Regions from separate parts of the Homo sapiens genome. Here regions 2 and 3 are each linked to region 1. Evidence: read pairs that join two places in POLR2A ChIA-PET (ENCODE). Cell type or tissue: B cell. All regions are shown on one strand. Each heading gives the region's core, and the rest is flanking DNA. Links, peaks and the distances in the headings are about the cores only. Region 1 holds the start of LOC124903759 (keratin-associated protein 5-1-like). Region 2 overlaps DBNDD1 (dysbindin domain containing 1). Region 3 overlaps ZNF276 (zinc finger protein 276).

Region 1 (6,224 bases), core at 1,521-5,520:
CCTCCCTCCTTCCAGTTCCCACCTCCCAGCTCCCACCTCCCTCCTCCCAGTTCCCAGCTCCCAGCTCCCACCTCCCAGCTCCAACCTTCCAGCTCCCAGCTCCCACCTAGCAGCTCCCGGCTCCTGGCTCCCACCTCCCTCCTCCCACCTCCCACCTCCCAGCTCCCACCTCCCTCCTCCCACCTCCCACCTCCCTCCTCCCAGTTCCTACCTCCCATCTCCCAGCTCCCAGCTGCCACCTCCCAGCTTCTGCCTCCCTCCTCCCAGTTCCCACCTCCCAGCTCCCACCTCCCAGCTCCCGCCTCCCTCATCCTAGTTCCCACCTCCCAGCTCCCAGCTCCCTCCTCCCACCTCCCACCTCCCTCCTTTCACCTCCCACCTGCCACCTCCCGCCTCCCACCTTCCAGCTCCCGCCTCCCACCTTCCAGCTCCCGCCTCCCTCCTCCCAGTTCCCACCTCCCACCTCCCAGCTCCCACCTCCCAACTCCCTCCTCCCACCTCCCACCTCACCTCCCTCCTCCCTCCTTCCAATTCCCACCTCCCAGCTCCCAGTTCCCACCTCCCAGCTCCCGCCTCCCACCTCCCAGCTCCTGCCTCCCTCCTCCCAGTTCCCAGCTCCCACCTCCCTCCTCCCGCCGCCTAGCTCCCACCTCCCAGCTCCCGCCTCCCACCTCCCAGCTACCGCCTCCCTCCTCCCAGTTCCCAGCTCCCACCTCCTACCTCCCAGCTCCCGCCTCCCACCTTACAGCCCCTGTCTCCTCCCTCCTCCCAGTTCCCAGCTCCCAGCTCCCGCCTCCCTCCTCTCACCTCCCCTGCCACCTCCTGCCTCCCTCCTCCCAGCTCCCACCTTCCAGCTCCCGCCTCCCTCCTCCAAGTTCCCACCTTCCAACCCCGCCTCCCTCCTCTCAGTTCCCACCTCCCAGCTCCCACCTCCCAGCTCCCTCTTCCCTCCTCCCAGTTCCCACCTCCCAGCTTCCTCCTCCCACCTTCTAGTTCCCACTTCTTTCCTCACAGTTCCCACCTCCCAGCTCCCATCTTCCAGCTCCCAGCTCCCACCTCCCTCCTTCCAGTTTCCACCTCCCAGCTCCCACCTCCCACCTTCCAGTTCCCACCTCCTTCCTCGCAGTTCCCACCTCCCAGTTCCCACCTGCCAGCTCCCACCTCTTTCCTCGCAGTTCCCACCTCCCACCTTCCAGCTCCCACCTCCCAGCTCCCTCCTCCCACCTTCCAGTTCCCACCTCTTTCCTCGCAGTTCCCACCTCCCAGCTCCCGCCTCCCTCCTCCCAGCTCCCACCTCCCAGCTCCCACCTCCCACCTCCCAGCTCCCACCTCCCAGCTCCCACCTCCCTCCTCCCAGCTCCCACCTCCCGCCTCCCAGCTCCCACCTCCCGGCTCCCGCCTCCCAGCTCCCAGCTCCTGCCTCCCACCTGCCAGCTCCCAGCTCCCGCCTCCCTCCTCCCAGTTTCCACCTCCCAGCTCCCACCTCGCAGCTCCCAGCTCCCAGCTCCCACCTCGCAGCTCCCAGCTCTCTCCTGCAGCTCTGAGGTCAGGGCTTTGGGGCTCACAGGGACTGGCTGCCTCTTTCAGACCCAGATGCTGAGAGATGGGGCTCAGGGCTAAGTGGGTCTTTCCCCTCACAGGAAGGGAGAGGAGGAGAGGAACAGTGTTATTTGGGGGTCACAGCTCTGCGTTTGCAGGCCACGTTCTTTCCCATCTCCACCGAATGTACAAGCGCTTGCGTGTCGGCCTCTGTGGCAGGTGCGAGTGACACAGTGGAAGCAGGTGTGCAGTGAAGTGGGGAAAACATATTAATTTTAGAATGTAGAAATAAACATAAAATCAAAACTGCACCAGCCTGGCCAACATGGCAAACCCCGTCTCAACTAAAAATACAAAACTTAGCCAGCTGGGTGCAGTGACTCACGCCTGTAATTCCAGCAGTTTGAGAGGCCAAGGTGGGCAAATCACAAGGTCAAGAGATTGAGACCAGCCTGGCCAACGTGCTGAAAACCCGTCTCTACTAAAATACAAAAAAATTAGCTGGGCGTGGTGCCGCACACCTGTAGTCCCAGCTACTTGGGAGGCTGAGGCAGGAAAATTGTTTGAACCCGGGAGGCACAGGTTGCAGTGAGTGGAGATCGTGCCACTGCACTCCATCCTGGCGACAGAGGAAGACTCCGTCTCAAAAAAAAAAAAAAAAAAAAAAATTGGGCGTGGTGGGTTGTGCCTGTAGTCCCAGCTACTCAGGAGGCTGAGGCAGGAGAATCCCTTGAACCCGGAAGGAGGGGGTTGCCGTGAGCTGAGATCACGCCACTGCACTCCAGCCTGGGTGACAGAGTGACTCCATCTCAAAAAAAAAAAAAAAAAAAATCCTCCAGTAAGGTGTTTGGAGGAAGGATGGTGGCTGTGCTGAGACGGAGAGGATGAATGTGCCCTCACCAGGCTCAGGGGAGAGGGTCCTTGTGTTCCCCAGCAGAGTCACGATGTGCCGAGGCCCTGTGCCAGGAGCAGAGCACACGGCACATTGAGAGAACAAAAGCCCCATGGCCAGACCGGGAGAGCAGGGCTGCGGCGCAAGAGGGCCAACTGCCAGGCGGCCGGTGTGTCTGGCTTTCAGAATCCGGGTCATTGAAAGGCTTTTTACCTTTTCCTTCTGGGCTGGAAAGTACTTGCCTTACCCAGGCCCCGTCACCCGCACAGCGGTCGTCGTGATTATCCCTGCCGGCAGGGTGTTGCAGCATTGAGGAATCGCGGTTCTTTGCTGCCTCCCTCCGCTGTGGAGCCCAGGCTTTCGCCCTCCCTAGAGCTCCTGAGGCCTGGCCGCTCAGCGTCCTGTAGAGCCGGGCCGGTAGCCCTTCGCACCGTGAGGGTCTCCGCTTAACGCAGGCCCTGGAAGCTTCTGCCTTTGCGTAAGGAGTGGGTGCTGAAGGAGACGTTGAAACTGCAGCTTTTCTGAAAAGCAAGGCACCTGTGCAGTGGCCGAGGATGGCTGTGGGAGCCTCGCTCCGGACGCCACGCCTGCCTCAGCTGAGTTGGTCTCCCTCATCCTGTTCCCGCTGTCCACAGCCCCACCCTAAGCTGATGAGGAAGCCTCACGGGCCACCCGGGGAATCCAGGGCCTGTGCTCAGCTGCTGCTGCTCTGCCCCCTGGCGGCCCCTCCGTGTCCCTGCGAGGGAGGCAGCTGGCAGGCAGCCCCGTGAGCCGGGTTGGGTCCCACGAGTCTCAGTTCAGTGTCGTTTCTGACTTTTCTTGACTTTCTTTCAGGCTAAGTCCTATCAGCCATGGAAACACCATTGCTCTCTTCTTCCGGTCACTGTTGCCAAACTATACCATGGAGGTAGGTTGAGCTCGTCCCAGCCCCTGCCTCCCCAGTGGGTGCGGGCATATCCATTCCAGTGCGAATGCCTGGAGCCTCCTTGAACCAGGACTGTGCCAGCCGGCACAGGGAGCAGGGAAGGACCAAGGCTGCATTGTGCCAGTGGGGTGCCCATTCTGCCGGGGAAACTGGGGCCTGCCCAGATGGTAGCAGATGCAGGGCCGTGAGTCAGCCGGCTTGATCCCACTCTGTGCCTGGCTTGGTCTAGACACGGCATTTGGTTTTGAGAGCTTCCTCCTCACAGGGACCTGGGGAGGGTTCAGGGTCCGGTGCTGGGGCAAGGGCCACCTCGGGCTCCACAGTGCCTCCTGCTTGGGCCCCGGGCCCCTAGTCCCAGCACAGACAGCCCCCTTCTCAGACATGTCCCCTTGCTGCAGGGGGAGAGGCCCGAGGAAGGAGTGGCTGGGGGTCTGAACCGCAACCAGGGCCTGAACAGGCTGATGCTGGCTGTGCGCGACATGATGGCCAACTTCCACCTCAACGACCTGGAGGCGCCGCACGAGGACGACGCTGAGGGGGAGGGGGAGTGGGACTGAGCGTCCGCAGAGGTGACCGAAAAGCCGTATGATGATGTTCCCGATTTCTCTGTTGGTCGGAGTCGGCCAGTTGCCTGAAGTAGGGAAGCTGAGTGTGTCGCTCCCTGGTCCACTGTTTCTCCTATAAATGTAAATGGGTCACGCTCTGCCGTCCGCACCTTCTCCTTTCGCAGGCACTGAGCGCCGTCCCATGCCCTCGGATTCGAATCACACTCAGTCCATTCTCCTCCCAGTGGCTTGTGGGTGAGGTGGGGCCCAGACCCCATGCTTCCTGTGCTCCCAGGATCTGGGCACGGGTGGAGAAGGGGCCCCACGGGGTCTTCAGTGCAGGTCCCTGCTGAATGCCAAGGCCCTGGGTGCACGTCCTCCTTGAACTTGCTGTGGAGTTCGTCAACAGAGCTGCGTGCCTTGTTGGTAGAGGGTCTCAGGGCAGGGCTGGAGCAGAGAGGCCCCTATGTGGCAGCCGGCCTTCAGTCTTGTTCCTCCAAGCAAGTGGGGTGGAGATGTTGGGGTCCTTTGGCTGGATGCCACTATCTGTTGAATCTGACAAAATAATTTTCTTTTTTTTTTTTGAGACAAGAGTCTCACTGTGTCGCGCAGGCTGGAGTGCAGTGGCGCAGTCTCGGCTCACTGCAAGCTCCGCCTCCCGGGTTCACGCCATTCTCCTGCCTCAGCCTCCCGAGTAGCTGGGGCTACAGGCACCCGCCACCACGCCTGGCTAATGTTTGTATTTTTAGTAGAGACGGGGTTCCACCATGTTGGCCAGGATGCTCTCAATCTCTTGACCTCATGATCCGCCCGCCTTGGCCCCCCACAGTGCTGGGGTTACAGCTGTGAGCCACCGCGCCTGGCTCTGCCAAAATAATTTTATTAGAGAACTTGAGGGCAGTGCCCAGAATTGAAGGCGAAGCCCCAGAAGCATGTTTTGCAGAGAAGTGCCCAGGGAAGCTCTGAGGGCCCATGTAGCAAAGATCAGGGGATAGTCGGTCTGAGGGTGAATGGGCCACTCGGACCAAGACCCCAGTCTTGGGGGAGGGCTTAGCTGGAGCAGGTCCTGGCACAGTTGACTGATGGTGCACAGAACCCGTGCATCCCACGGCCCCACGGTGCTGCAGCTGCAGGAGGGGCGGAGGCTGCAGCCAGACAGCATCAGAAGCCAGCGTGGTTCTGGAAGGATCGAGAACACCAAGGTGTTAGGGCTGCAGCAGGGGTCCTGTCCCCTGGCACCCCTCACCGCCCTAATCTTTTACCCTTAGGAGGCAGCAGACACGAGGGGCTGCCCGAGGCTCTAGGGCGGCCAGTGAGGCAGGAAACATGTTCCAGCCCCAGCTAGGTACTGGTCCGTGGACCCACCTCCCAGAAAGCCCATCACTGTGTAATCGTCTAACCTGGGGCTCGCCGAGGCCTGTGAGTTCATCCTTTTGGCAGTTCCTGGTGTCTCCTTACTCTGCTCAGCATTTCCTGGGCGGGAGCTTAGGGTGCAGGACCCTCCCCAGGACGACGAGGGCCCAGTGTCCATGACAAGAGTTGGCCCGAGGGCTGAGCCACGTGTGCCCATCTCAGACGTGGGCCTGAGGGTGCAGCCCTGGCCCTGTGCTGGCCATTTCTAGGAGCGGTGCCCTGAGGTCCCAGCTGTGATAGCCCCACGCTCTGCAGGAAGAGATCATGGGGGCGGGGAGTTGGTGCTGCGGCCTCGTTCCTCTCTGCAGTGAGTGAACGATGTTTGTGGTCAGCAGGAGCCTGTGGGGAGCACAGGCTGGTCCTCCTGGTGTCCCACCCACCCCTTTTTCCATGGGGGATCTGCACTCATCTCCAGGGAAGATGGTTGGGAGATAACCCCAGTCTGCTCTAGGTCCCCACCCTCCACAGCCAGGGTGGTCCGTGGTGAGCTTCAGCCATCGAGATGCGGGAGTCTGCTAGAGTCTTCAGGGTCTTTTCTCTGAAAATGACAGGCTAGCAAGGAGACCTGGGTCCCCTGCCTCTTCCATTCCAGATGCCTTGAGTCCACCCAAATAGGGGATGTGATGTTTGGAGCTGCAGCAGCCGCCCTACGGTTGGGAGTCAGAGAAGAGCCGGTGTTCCAGGGACAATGCAGCAGAGGCTGAGCCCAGGCCTGCTGTCCTGAGAGGTGGCTGGATCACTGACACTTTGGCAGTGGTGCTGGGGTTTATGTCATGACCTGCAGCTGAGCCTACTTCCAATGACCGTGAGATCTGAAAGACTGTTTTGAGGGCGTAGCCTCTGCCATGATTGTGGGGAATGCTGTCCTGTTTCCTCCCTTGGCCCTGCTCAGCCCAGCGAGAGGCTGAGG
Region 2 (6,224 bases), core at 1,072-5,071, 100 kb after region 1:
GGCCAGGCATGAACTCCATGGACACCCTTACCCCAGAGCAGCACTCTGGGGTGTAGCTGTCAGCTCCACCTCTGTCCCTCCCCGCCCCTCCTTCTGTCCTGAGGGGCACCCCCTCCTCTCCTCTCTCTTTTTTTTTTTTGAGATGGAGTTTCGTTCTTGTTGCCCAGGCTGGAGTGCAATGGCGTGATCTTGGCTCATCAAAACCTCCGCCTCCTGGGTTCAAGCGATTCTCCTGCGTCAGCCTTCCGAGTAGCTGGGATTACAGGCATGAGCCACCATGCCCAGCTAATTCTGTATTTTTAGTAGAGATGGGGTTTCTCCATGTTGGTCAGGCTGGTCTCAAACTCCTGACCTCAGGTGATCCGTCTGCCTCGGCCTCCCAAAGTGCTGGCATTACAGGCATGAGCCACCGCACCTGGCCTCTCTCTCTCAAGAGACAAGGTCTCACTGTTGCCCAGGCTGGAGTGCAGTGGTAAAACCATAGCTCACTGCAGCCTCAACCTCTTGGGCTCAAGCGATCCTCCCACTTCAGCCTCCTGAGTAGCTGGGACCACCACTCCTGGCTAATTAAAATTTTTTTGGTAGAGACAGGGTCTTGCCATGTTGCCCAGGCTGGTCTCGAACTCCTGGGTTCAAGCGATCATACACCCTGGCCTCCCACCCCCTCCTCTCTGGCAGCCCCCTAATATCAAGGAAACCTGGGGCCAGAGTAGTTCTGCAGAGAATCTCTGGGGACAGCACCCTCAGAGGCAGGTGGGGCAGGTGGTTCTGTGTTAATAATGACAGCTAGGTGTGGTGGTGCACACCTGTGTGGCAGCTACTCGGGAAGCTGAGGCAGGAGGTCCGCCTGAAACCCAGGAAGTCAAGAATGCAGTGAGCTGTGATCGTGCCATCCAGCTTGAGCAACAGAGCGAAACCTTGCCTTAAAAAAAAAAAAAAAAAAAAAGACAGTGGCTTATGGTTTTCTAGTACAGTCCCAGCATTCTGTGTTTATTGACTAACTCCATTCTCACCTCACCCTAACTCCCAGCTACATGGGGAAGACTCTGAGCTTTGTACTTGAGAGGAGGAAGCTGAGGCACAGAGCAGCTCAGCGTCTGTCCCCAGCATGCAGCACAGGGCTGGCCAGGGACGCAGCTGGAGCTCTCAGCCATCACCTGTCAGCCTGTTCCTGATCATGGCGTGGAGATGGGAACCAGGGATCCCGGTTCAGGGCCCAGCAGAGGGAGCAGGAAGTCCCCACTTGCTGGCTTAGGTTCCCTGGGTCCTGACCTGGGGGGACGTGGATCTCTGAAGGAAGGTGGGACAGAGGTGGCGTCTCCCCTTGTAGTCCCCCTCTCACTGGGCGGGGCCCCTCATCTAGACGAAGGCTCTGATTCATTCATTCACCCAACCAAGACTTCCGAATCACCCTCTGTTCTGGGGACATGGCATAGACAAAATAGATGATTCCTGCCCTTCTGAGGGACGGCCAGTGCCAGTGAGCAGTGCGGGGCTGTGCTCCCATTTTAGGGGGCATCTGGGGAGGGTGCTCTACCAAACTTGGAGGAGGAGCCTGGAGGTGGGAGGGAGCCGTGTGATACTGGGTGGGGCGGGGGGGGACATGCATAAAGGCCTGAGCAGAGTGCATTTGAGGACAGCTGGGGGCTGTGAGGCAGGGCAGGGGTGGTGTGTGCAGGTCGTGTGGAGATCGTCAGGACTTTGGTTTCTATACTGAGTAAGCTGAGAGAAGCCGTTGAAGGGTTTTGAATGGAGTGGGACAGCATCTACCTGAATTTTTAAATTATTATTATTATTATTTTTTTTTTGAGATGGAGTCTCGCTCTGTCACCAGGCTGGAGGGCAATGGCGCGATCTCTGCTCACTGCAAACTCCACCTCCTGGGTTCAAGGGATCCTCTTGCCTCAGCCTCCCAAGTAGCTGGGATTACAGGCGTGCGCCACCATGCCTGGCTAATTTTTGTATCTTTAGTAGAGATGGGGTTTCTCCCTGTTGGCCAGGCTGGTCTTGAACTCCTGACCTCATGATCCGCCCGCCTTGGCCTCCCAAAGTGCTGGGATTATAGGTGTGAGCCACCGTGCCGGGCCAATACCTGCATTTTTACGACGAGGCCAGCAAGGGCACAGTCCAGAGGGAGGTAAGTCTGCAGGCACCCTCTGCTTGTGCTGAGATGGAGGTCCCAAGCAGGACCTCAGCCAAACAGCAATCCCCTTCCCCATCTTGCACTGGAGAGGGGGCATGCGAATGCCAGCAGTCCTCATTATAGATCCTGGGGTCCCAAGGGGCTACAGACAGCTTCTGGGACAAAGCTCTAGCCCTGTGGAAGCTTCACAGCAGCCCTGTGTGGAATGAATATCATAGTTGACTCTTAAGAAGTATCCTTTCGGCCGGGCGCGGTGGCTCACGCCTGTAATCCCAGCACTTTGGGAGGCCAAGGCGGGCGGATCACTTGAGGCCAGGAGTTCGAGACCAGTCTGGGCCAACATGGCGAAACCCCGTCTCTACTAAAAATACAAAAATTAGCCGGTGTGGTGGTACGTGCCTGTAGTCCCAGCTACTCAGGAGGCTGAGGCAGGAGACTCGCTTGAACCTAGGAGGTGGAGTTTGCAGTGAGCAGAGATCATGCCACTGCACTCCAGCCTGGGCGACAGAACGAGACTCTTGTTTCAAAAAAAAAAAAAAAAGCATCTTTTCTTATTTCCACATTCTTGAGACAGCAACACATCTGTAGCTGATGGTGTCAGCGTTGATGAGATCCAGTCCTGTAAGCATTTGAAGCCACCAGGTGTCTAGTCTGGTCCTTCCCCATCTCCCTTTGGCCTGGTCTTTATTCTGTAAAGTCTGGTGCCGTGGTCTGTGTTGGGGCTTTGGGGAAGGAAAATTTGGAAGATGCAGCTTCTGCCATCAGGACACGAATTTTTTGGCCAGAAGAATGTGATACCAGGGACAAGACCTGAGCCCCCAGGAGGGGCACGATGGATCTTGGCATGAAGAGCGTGCAGCTGCTATAAGGCATGCTCGTGGGTCCTCAAATGACTGAGCCTACTGTGTAATACATGCAGCATACAGATATGTGTTCGTTGACCATATCAGTAAAGTTCTGGTCAACAGTAGGCTATTAGCAGTTAAGTTTTTGGGGAGTGAAAAGTTCTATGTGGATTTCTGACTTTGAGGGAGGTGGGCACCCCTAACACTTAACGTTGTTCAAGAGTCAGCTGCACATGCATGTTCATAGCGTGATTCACAGTAGCCAAAAGTGGAAATAATCCAATGTCCTCAGTGGATCAATGGATAAACAGAATGTGGTCTGTGCCTACCATGGAGTGAGATTCAACCCAAGAAGGACGGCGGTACTGACACCGGATATCACATGCATGAGCCTGATCACCTCATTCGAGTGAAGGAAGCCAGGCCCAAAAGGACAAATGCTGTGTGACGCCGTTCCTAGGAAATGTCCAGAATAGGCAAGCGCGTAGACATTCCATCAGTGATCGTCAGAGGCTGGGGGGTGGGCAGTGGAGAAGGGGAGAACGGGTATGGGTTTCTTTCTGGGGGGGTAATGAAGATATTATAAAATTAGATAGTGGTGGTGACTGCACAATTTTGTGAATATACTGAAACAGTGAGTTGTACACTTTAAAAGGGTGAACTTTATATGTGAATAATATCTCAATTTAAAAACAATCCTCAATGGAAACAAAGGTTGATCTTGGCTGGAACTGATAGGCAAAGCCGGGAGGAAATGACAGAGACTCACATACACTGTGAGTCGGCCACACGCCAGACCCCCAGGCACAGCCCCAGAGCAGGCTGGGACTGGGTAGAGCGAGAAGCATCAGCTCTAAGCGGCTTGTATCTAGTTCATGGCTGCATTCCTGGGACCTAGCGCACAGTAGGTGCGCAGTAAACAAATGAGGGTGAATCAACTAGCCCACGGTTAGTGAGGGACTGCGCTAGGAATCACCCAGGCCTGTCTGACACCCTCTCAACAAGCTTGTAGGAAGAAGAAAATTCCTCACGGGCGAGACCTGCTGCTTTTCCCAGGGTGGGAACCAGAGGCTCAATGCCAGGCAGGCATGGGGGCGGGTGCTGGCAGCCCCCAAGGTCTCCAGGGCCAGGGCAGAGGCAAGCAGGTGTTTCTGATGTCCCAGGAAGGACCCCAGAGTGTGGGGACACAGCAATGTTCTGGTCCTTACCCCAGCACAGCCCCTATCAAGGGGGACCCAACCCCCCTGCAGGGGCTGCTGGTGCCCTCGCTGATGAGTGGGCACTGAAGGAGCACCTCAGCGAGGGAGCCAGGAGTTGGGGTGCCTCAGCCCGGCCCCCCAGGCTTCCCTGAGGGCTGATTGCTGATGCCCTGTGCTCTGCTGCTGACCTATTTTCCAGCACATTCTCGACTGGGAAACTTGGCCCAAATCCTGTTCCCTGTTGTGTGCCCAGGGCCCCGTCCAGAGCATCGAGGAGGCACTTGGCACACACCACTGTATGGACGGATGAGCTAATGAAGTGAATGAATGAATATCATAAAACTAAATGGCTGGAAGGAGAGATGGTCGCAGAGGCAGGGGCCACCTGCCCCCCATCCCCCAGCACCTTCCTCTCTGGATTTGGACCCCCAAAGTATTTCAGGGATGCTGGAGTGGCCGTGTCTAGACTCTCAGCCTCCTGAGGATCCCTCTGTCCCTGTGGACCCTTGGGCAGACTGAGTTGGGGTGGGTTACAGCCCTGGCTTCCAGGTGGGGCCCTCAGAGAGGGCACAGGTCACATTCCTGTGCACACGTGCACCTCCGTGTTCTGTACATTTCATATTAAGAAATCATTAATTCCTTTAGTTGCAAAAATAGTGTTTTAATAATGCTTTATAAAAATCCTATTTTGCCGGGCATGGTGGCTGACGCCTGTAATCCCAGCACTTTGGGAGGCCGAGGCGGGTGGGTCATGAGGTCAGGAGATCGAGATCATCCTGGCTAACACAGTGAAACCCCGTCTCTACTAAAAGTACAAAAAATCAGCCAGGTGTGGTGGCGGGCGCCTGTAGTCCCAGCCACTGGGGAGGCTGAGGCAGGAGAATGGCGTGAACCCGGGAGGTGGAGGTTGCAGTGAGCCGAGATCGCGCCACTGCACTCCGGCCTGGGCAACAGAGCGAGACTCCGTCTCAAAAAAAAAAAAAATCATATTTTACAGATATTTCTGAATTATTTATCAGTGAAATAATATGTCTAGATTTGGTTCAAACCACTAATGAAGGGAGGTTGGTGGTAGTCTGGAGAGGAGGCTGTGGGCCTGGGGGCTGGGATGTCACACATGGGCCTTTGTCCCGCCGTTCTCTCTACTTTTGTAAGGTTTTCAAAAGTAAGTGATAAGTAATGACAGAGTCACCAATGTGTGATCTCATGAGGTTCCACAAAGTAGGCATCACTGGCCACTTTGCAGACAAGGAAACAGGAGTTGGTGTCAAGAGCGTGAGCCCTCAGAGGACAGGGCCCTGTCTTCCCACTAACTCCCCACCCCAGGCAGGGTACTGCACAGAGCTGCGACCTGTAGGTAAATACCTGTGCACTGATTGAGTCAGGTGTCTGAAGCCCCCAGCCAGTGACTGATGGGCTCAGAAACTGAACCTGCTTTCTCTGCCTTTTAAGCTGCTGGGAAGTCCTCCTTTTTTCCCAAAGGAGGAGGGAAAACATATTAACCTCCACTCCCAAATGCCTTGGGCTCCCACAGCCCTGCAGGGGAAGCAGAACTGTCTCCACTGACAGAAATGGAAATTGAGGCTCACAGGGGCCTGACTGCCCACAGTTCACAGCTGGAAACAGCTCGGAGACCCCCAAGCCCTCACTCCCAACCTCCAGGCTTCCTATGTCCACAAAGCTGCTACTGGGAATACCCAGGAGCCTGGGACTATCAGTGTTAAGAAAGAGCTCTGGTCCCTCCCACAAATGACAAATCAAAACCCAAACCCACCAGCCCTGGGGCATTTGTCCCTATACCTTGGACTGCAGATACACAGGGTGGGTGGACCTGCTCCTCCCGGGGACAGCCCTTCGGGCTCCAGAGGATGCCACTGTGTGCGGCTGGGGGACTGAGAGGTTCCCATGTAGTTCCAGAGCGGCAGGCTGGCCTGCCTGTGCCCTCAGGCACCTGCTGGCTCCCTGGAATGGGAGCTCTAGGAAACCAGGAGGTGGTGGGCTTGGCTGGGCAGGTGGAGGAGTCTGCAGTTTGCATCC
Region 3 (6,224 bases), core at 2,225-6,224, 170 kb before region 1:
ACCCATTTTGAGAGAGTGGATTCTGAGCTTTTTCCTAGCGTAAGGTCGTTTTGATAAAGGAGTGGTCCTTTGGACATCCCTGTTCTGCCGTCCTGATACCTCTAGTTGTGGGTTTTATGTGTAGCACAGGGTGAAGCTTTAGTTCTCAGAACCCACCCCTGCTGTACCCTGTGCCCTCGCCCTCCGCTGTGTTTGCCCTGACCCTCCTGTACCCTGCGTCCTCGCCCTCTGCTGTGCTCACCCGACCCTGCTGTACCCTGCGCCCTCGTCCTCTGCCGTTTGCCCCTGACCCTGCTGTACCATGCCCTCGCCCTCTGCTGTGTTCACCCTGACCCTGCTGTACCCTGCGCCCTCACCCTCTGCTGTGTTCACCTGACCCTGCTGTGTCCTGCGCCCTTGCCCTCTGCTGTGCTCGCCCTGACCCTGCTGTACCCCGCTGTACCCTGCGCCCTCGCCCTCTGCTGTGTTCACCCCGACCCTGCTGTACCCTGCGCCCTCATCCTCTGCTGTGCCCTCCCCCTCTGCTGTGTTCGCCCTGACCCTGCTGTACCCTGCGCCCTCGCCCTCTGCTGTGTTTGCCCTGACCCTGCTGTACCCTGCGCCCTCGCCCTCTGCTGTGTTCACCCCTGACCCTGCTGTGTCCTGCGCCCTTGCCCTCTGCTGTGCTCGCCCCTGAGGCCTCCTGTCCAGAGTTGCTCTGGCTTTGGTGGCTTCAGGTAGATTCTGAGGGTCAGTCAGCACAGAAGCAACTCAGGGAAGCTTCAGAAAAGACCATTTCTCAGGTTGGAGAGACAAAAAACATTTTGCAAATGGAGATCAGAAACCATTGAATTTGGGAACCTCTTTTTTTCAGAGTCTCTGGTAAGAAGAGTGAAAGCAAAGAAGCCAAGAAGTCTGAAGAACCAAGAATTCGGAAGAAGCCGGGACCCAAGCCCGGATGGAAGAAGAAGCTTCGTTGTGAGAGGTGATGCCTGCAACGCGAGGCTCGCCCTGCCTGTCGGGGCCGGGGCTCCATGCATGCTCTTCATTGCAGGGAGGAGCTTCCCACCATCTACAAGTGTCCTTACCAGGGCTGCACGGCCGTGTACCGAGGCGCTGACGGCATGAAGGTGAGCACTGGCTGTGCCTGACCCAGGCCCGGCAGCTGTCAGTGTGAACCTGGGGGAGGTAGCAGGTGTTTCTGCAGCCTAACTCAGACTTGCGCCCAAGGACACTTTGACCTAGGTTAACCGAGACCTGAAGCAGTCCTAGCCAGTGCCATCCTTGGGGGTAGATGTGAGGCCAGACTTTCACTTGAGACACCCCCCGGGGGGTCTAGAAGTTTCTTGGAGTGAAGCTGTGAAGGAGCCAGTGGTGTCGCTGGAGGAGGAGTTGGATCTGCCTTCCAGGGGCCTCAGCTGTCACCTACTGAGGGCTCGTGCCATGTGGCCCGGGTGCGGCTCTGAGGGTCTCTCACCGAGTCTCTCCTTCAGAAGCACATCAAGGAGCACCACGAGGAGGTCCGGGAGCGGCCCTGCCCCCACCCTGGCTGCAACAAGGTTTTCATGATCGACCGCTACCTGCAGCGCCACGTGAAGCTCATCCACACAGGTACGCCTATCGCCAGTGTCGCCCACGCGGGTGACAGCCAGGGGCACGTGACCTGCTTTCCAGTCTTCCTCATACCCATCCCCGCCCCAAGAGTTGGGGGTGCGTGAAGGTGGCTCATGGGGTCTTTGGTACTCAGTCACGTTGGTAGATGAAGGCTAGAGTAGGGCGTCAGTGTGAATCTGCCCTTCCCTGTGATGGAAGGAATTCCTGACTTCCCCAGGATCTAGGCAGTTTGTCAAAACTAATAGCCAAGCAATCTTGGTGTCCTTTTGCAAATTGGTCATTTTATTTTTTAATTTTTTTTTGAGACGGAGTCCTGCTCTGTTGCCCAGGCTGGAGTGCAGTGGCACCATCTTGGCTCACCACAACCTCTGCCTCCCAGGTTCAATCAATTCTCCCGCCTCAGCCTCCCAAGTAGCTGGGATTACAGGCACCCGCAACCATGCCTGGCTAATTTTTGTAATTTTTGGTAGAGACGGGGTTTCACCATGTTGGCCAGGGTGATCTCTAACTCCTGACCTCAAGTGATCTCAGCCTTCCAAAGTGCAGAGATTACAGGTGTGAGCACTGCACCTGGCCCAAACAAGTGTATCTTAAAAGGCAAGGCAGAAGGCATGAAGGCACACCAGCTCTGGGGAGCTGCCCACGTGGACAGGCGGGAGGCACGTGTGGTTCTGCCTTTTCACATGTGTGTAGGTCGTGTCATTAAGACCGGAGGCGGATGGGGGAATTATGACTGAGGGTGCTGTCTCTGTGCCCGTCTTATTTTTCACAATTTCTATAATGCACAAGTTACTTTTATAATCCAACAAGGATATGTTTTCAAAATGACAAACTTGGCCGGGCGTGGTGGCTCACACCTGTAATCCCAGCACTTTGGGAGGCTGAGGTGGGTGGATCACCTGAGGTCAGCAGTTCAAGACCAGCCTGGCCAACATGGTAAAACCTGGTCTCTACTAAAAATACAAAAATTATCTGGGTGTGGTGGCACACGCCTGTAGGCACAGCTACTTGGGAGGCGGAGGTGGAGGTTGCAGTGAGCCGAGATCACACCACTGCACTCCAGCCTGGGCAACAGTGAGACACTGTCTCAAAAAAAAAACTTGTTTGAACCACGTGGACCCACATATCCATGGTCAGGGACTCGAATCCCTGGTATTCAGAGGGCTGCCTTTTCCTAAGTGCAGGTTCTGTAGGGTCTTTGCAGGGCTAACTTCGGGACTTCAGTATGAGCAGATTTTGGTAAGGGGTGGGGGGGGGCCTGGAACCAGCTGAGGACAACTGTATATTGATCCTTACACACACAGTTTTCCTTGGTTTTGAACTTATTACAGAATAAGAATTATTTATTCTTACTTGAATTTACTGAAGTATTTTTTCATTAGGATTGCTTTTCACTGCTGGGTCATCTCCCGACATGCGGGTTGTTATTTTTTGGGTTCTCCGACATCTCTCCTGATGGCAGCACTTCCTTGGGTTTGGTCCTTCAGACTCTGCATCTGTCCGGTCACTGATGGTCACAACCAGCAGTTCCTTAAAAACCTGAAATTGGGCCGGGTGCAGTGGCTCATGCCTGTAATCGCAGCACTTTGGAGGCTAAGGCAGTAGGATTGCTTGAGGCCAGGATTTTGACACCAGCCTGGGCAACATAGTGAGGCCGTCTTTACCAAAAACTTTTTTTTTAATTTATTGATGGAAACAGTCTCACTCTTATCACCATGGCTGGAGTGCAGTGGCGCGATCTTGGCTCACTGTAACCTCCACCTCCCTAGTTCAAGCAATTCTCCTGTCTCAGCCTCCTGAGTAGCTGGGATTACAGGCATCTGCCACCACGCCGGGGGTGTTTTTTTTTGTTTGTTTGTTTGTTTTTTTGACTGAGTCTTGCTCTTGTCGCCCAGGCTGGGGTGCAGTGGCACAATCTCAGCTCACTGCAAGCTCCTCTTCCTGGGGTAAAGCCATTCTCCTGCCTCAGCCTCCCAAATAGCTGGGACTACAGGTGCTGGCCACCACACCCAACTAATTTTTCGTATTTTCAGTACAGACGGGGTTTCACCACGTTAGTGAGGCTGGTCTCAATCTCCTGACCTTGTGATCCACCTGCCTCGGCCTCCCGAAGTGCTGGGATTATAAGCGTGAGCCATGACGCCTGGGTAATTTTTCTATTTTTAGTAGAGAGGCAGGTTTTGCTATGTTGGCCAGGCTGGTCTCGAGTTCCTGACCTCAGGTGATTTGCCTGCCTTGGCCTCCCAAAGTGCTGGGATTACAGGCATGAGCCACCGTGCCCAGCCCCCAATTTTTTTTTTTTTTTCCGGGACAGTCTGTGTCGCCCAGCCTGGAGTGCAGCTGTGCAATCTCAGCTCACTGCAACCTCCACCTCCTGGGTTCATGCAATTCTGCTGCCTCAGCCTCCCGAGTAGCTGGGACTACAGGTGTGTGCCACCACACCTGGCTAATTTTTGTATTTTTAGTAGAGACAGGGTTTTACCATATTGATTGGGCTGGGGCTGGTCTTGAACTGACTTCATGATCCGCCTGCCTTGGCCTTCCAAAGTGCTGGGATTGAGCACTTTGTGTAAGCCACTGCACCGGCCCCCCAAATTTTTTAAATTACCTGGGTGTGGTGGTGCACACCTGTGGTCCCAGCTACTTGAGAGGTTGAGGCAGGAGGATCACTTAAGCCTGGGAGTTCCAGGCTATAGTGAGCCATGATTGTACCATTGCACTTCAACCTGGGCAACAGAGCAAGACCCTGTCTCCAAAAAAAAAAAAAAAAAAAGAATCCCTTGAACCTGGGAGGTGGAGTTTCCAGTGAGCTGAGATTGGGCTGTTGCACTCCAGCCTGGGCAACAGAGCAAGACTCAAGTCTCAAAAAAAAAGAACAGCGTAGAGTAAAATGCCAAGATAGGGTTTCCCTTCGAAGAGAAAAGTCTGTCTTGTGAAGCGTTTCAGGGCTTGACAGATGTGGAGGCAGCACAGGGTGAGTGGGTCTGCATGTCCACATGTGGCATTTGTGGACTAGCAAGTGAGATCTCTTTGTTCAAGGGTGTGAGAAAGATTTCCAGAGCCAGTACAGCAATGCATACCCCCAGACCCTGGGTATGGACCCCTCTCATATGGAGATGAATTCTAGAGAACAGCCATAGCTGTGACAATCAGTATTCTATACAACCTTAGTGATACGGCTTCCTTTAAGAATTTGTAGGCCAGGCACGGTGGCTCACACATGTAATCCCAGCACTTTGGGAGACCGAGGCAGGCAGATCACAAGGTCAGGAATTCAAGACCAGCCTGGCCAATATGGTGTAAACCCTGTCTCTACTAAAAATACAAAAATCAGCTGGGCGTGGTGGGGGGCGCCTGTAATCCCAGCTACTTGGCAGGCTGAGGCACAAGAATCGCTTGAGCCTGGGAGGCGCAGGTTGCAGTGAGCTGAGATCACGCCACCGCACTGCAGCCTGGGTAACAGAGCGAAACTCCATCTCAAAAAAAAAAAAAGACAAGAATCTGTGGTTAAGGAAATAGCTTTCTGAGGTTTCTTTAAAAACCATCCTGAAATGCACACAGCTGATGAAGCCACGTGACAGTGTATAAAGCAGTTTAAAGATCTTAATAAACGAGGCCCTCATAGGCCCCTTGCTTGGGCCCACTGCATGGTGAACCATGTGCAGAAATGTCTTCCCAGCTGTGATGGTTTCACATTGTCATCGTCGTCCCCCCGGGAGGTTGGAGCATCAGGGGCCTGGACTCACTGGACTCTCCCCTCTCAGAGGTGCGGAACTATATCTGTGACGAATGTGGACAAACCTTCAAGCAGCGGAAGCACCTTCTCGTCCACCAAATGCGACATTCGGGAGCCAAGCCTTTGCAGTAAGTGTGAGTCAGGACCCCCTCCCAGGGCTGTGGCCCTCGCACCTTCTTATCTGCCTCTGTCCCCCAGGTGTGAGGTCTGTGGGTTCCAGTGCAGGCAGCGGGCATCCCTCAAGTACCACATGACCAAACACAAGGCTGAGACTGAGCTGGACTTTGCCTGTGACCAGTGTGGCCGGCGGTTTGAGAAGGCCCACAACCTCAATGTACACATGTCCATGGTGCACCCGCTGACACAGACCCAGGACAAGGCCCTGCCCCTGGAGGCGGAACCACCACCTGGGCCACCGAGCCCCTCTGTGACCACAGAGGGCCAGGCGGTGAAGCCCGAACCCACCTGAGGACGGCAGTGAGGATGAGCACCTCTAGCAGCCTGGACTCCGCAGTGGCTGTGTCAGCCTCACCCTTCGTGTGCACCCGCATGGGAGGGTCGGAGGGTGCTGCCCGCCCTTGGTGCTGGAGGCGGGCTTGGTGTCCGGCTCAAGTAGCCTTCCTCTGCTCTGGGACCAGTGGTTTATTTTCCCGCAAACGCTGAGTGACTCGGGGCCGGACAGTTCATAAATAATTGATTCCTTTCCCCACTAAAGCAGTCGAGGAGATTTGTAATCCACTTTTTAGTGCAACAAGAGCTCCATGTTATGCTTGTAATAAATTATTTACACGGGAGCTGGGCTGGTGTGCAGTGGCAGGTCCCGTCAGAAGAGATGAGGCTCCTGGGACAGGTCAGCGTCAGGGGCAGCCTGCTGTCTGCTCTGGAGGGCGGCGCT

What was found. ChIA-PET counts read pairs that join two places held together with the same protein. Peaks named below come from ENCODE experiments on the same cell type or tissue, not always from the same donor. Only the 100,000 strongest peaks of a DNase experiment are listed, where the experiment ranks them.
Region 2: POLR2A ChIA-PET joins it to region 1 with 10 read pairs; 5 of 35 experiments call an interaction of 5 or more read pairs at or near these places.
Region 3: POLR2A ChIA-PET joins it to region 1 with 10 read pairs; 3 of 35 experiments call an interaction of 5 or more read pairs at or near these places.

The regions. Positions count from the first base shown.
Region 1 is chr16:89,907,326-89,913,549 of GRCh38, forward strand. TCF25 (TCF25 ribosome quality control complex subunit) reads left to right here. Exons shown (of 18, transcript NM_014972.3): 17 at 3,266-3,338; 18 at 3,755-4,054. The coding sequence ends at 3,913. LOC124903759 (keratin-associated protein 5-1-like) reads left to right here and starts at 4,334. Exons shown (of 4, transcript XM_047435031.1): 1 at 4,334-5,320; 2 at 5,907-6,224. RefSeq lists a silencer at 2,896-3,190 and enhancers at 4,734-5,235, 5,236-5,735. In B cell, for the core only: CTCF peaks have their summits at 3,144 (motif pointing left) and 3,352; a DNase peak (open chromatin) is centred at 3,126.
Region 2 is chr16:90,012,338-90,018,561 of GRCh38, forward strand. All of the region lies in intron 1 of DBNDD1 (dysbindin domain containing 1), which reads right to left. Among named protein-coding and RNA genes, the nearest start is that of DBNDD1, 4.0 kb to the right of the region's middle. In B cell, for the core only: no CTCF peak of the experiment used is centred there; no DNase peak of the experiment used is centred there; H3K4me3 peaks cover 218 bases.
Region 3 is chr16:89,732,449-89,738,672 of GRCh38, forward strand. ZNF276 (zinc finger protein 276) reads left to right here. Exons shown (of 11, transcript NM_001113525.2): 7 at 854-964; 8 at 1,034-1,109; 9 at 1,473-1,590; 10 at 5,358-5,457; 11 at 5,528-6,224. The coding sequence ends at 5,798. FANCA (FA complementation group A) reads right to left here. Exons shown (of 43, transcript NM_000135.4): 43 at 5,101-6,224. The coding sequence ends at 6,153. Among named protein-coding and RNA genes, the nearest start is that of ZNF276, 14 kb to the left of the region's middle. In B cell, for the core only: no CTCF peak of the experiment used is centred there; no DNase peak of the experiment used is centred there.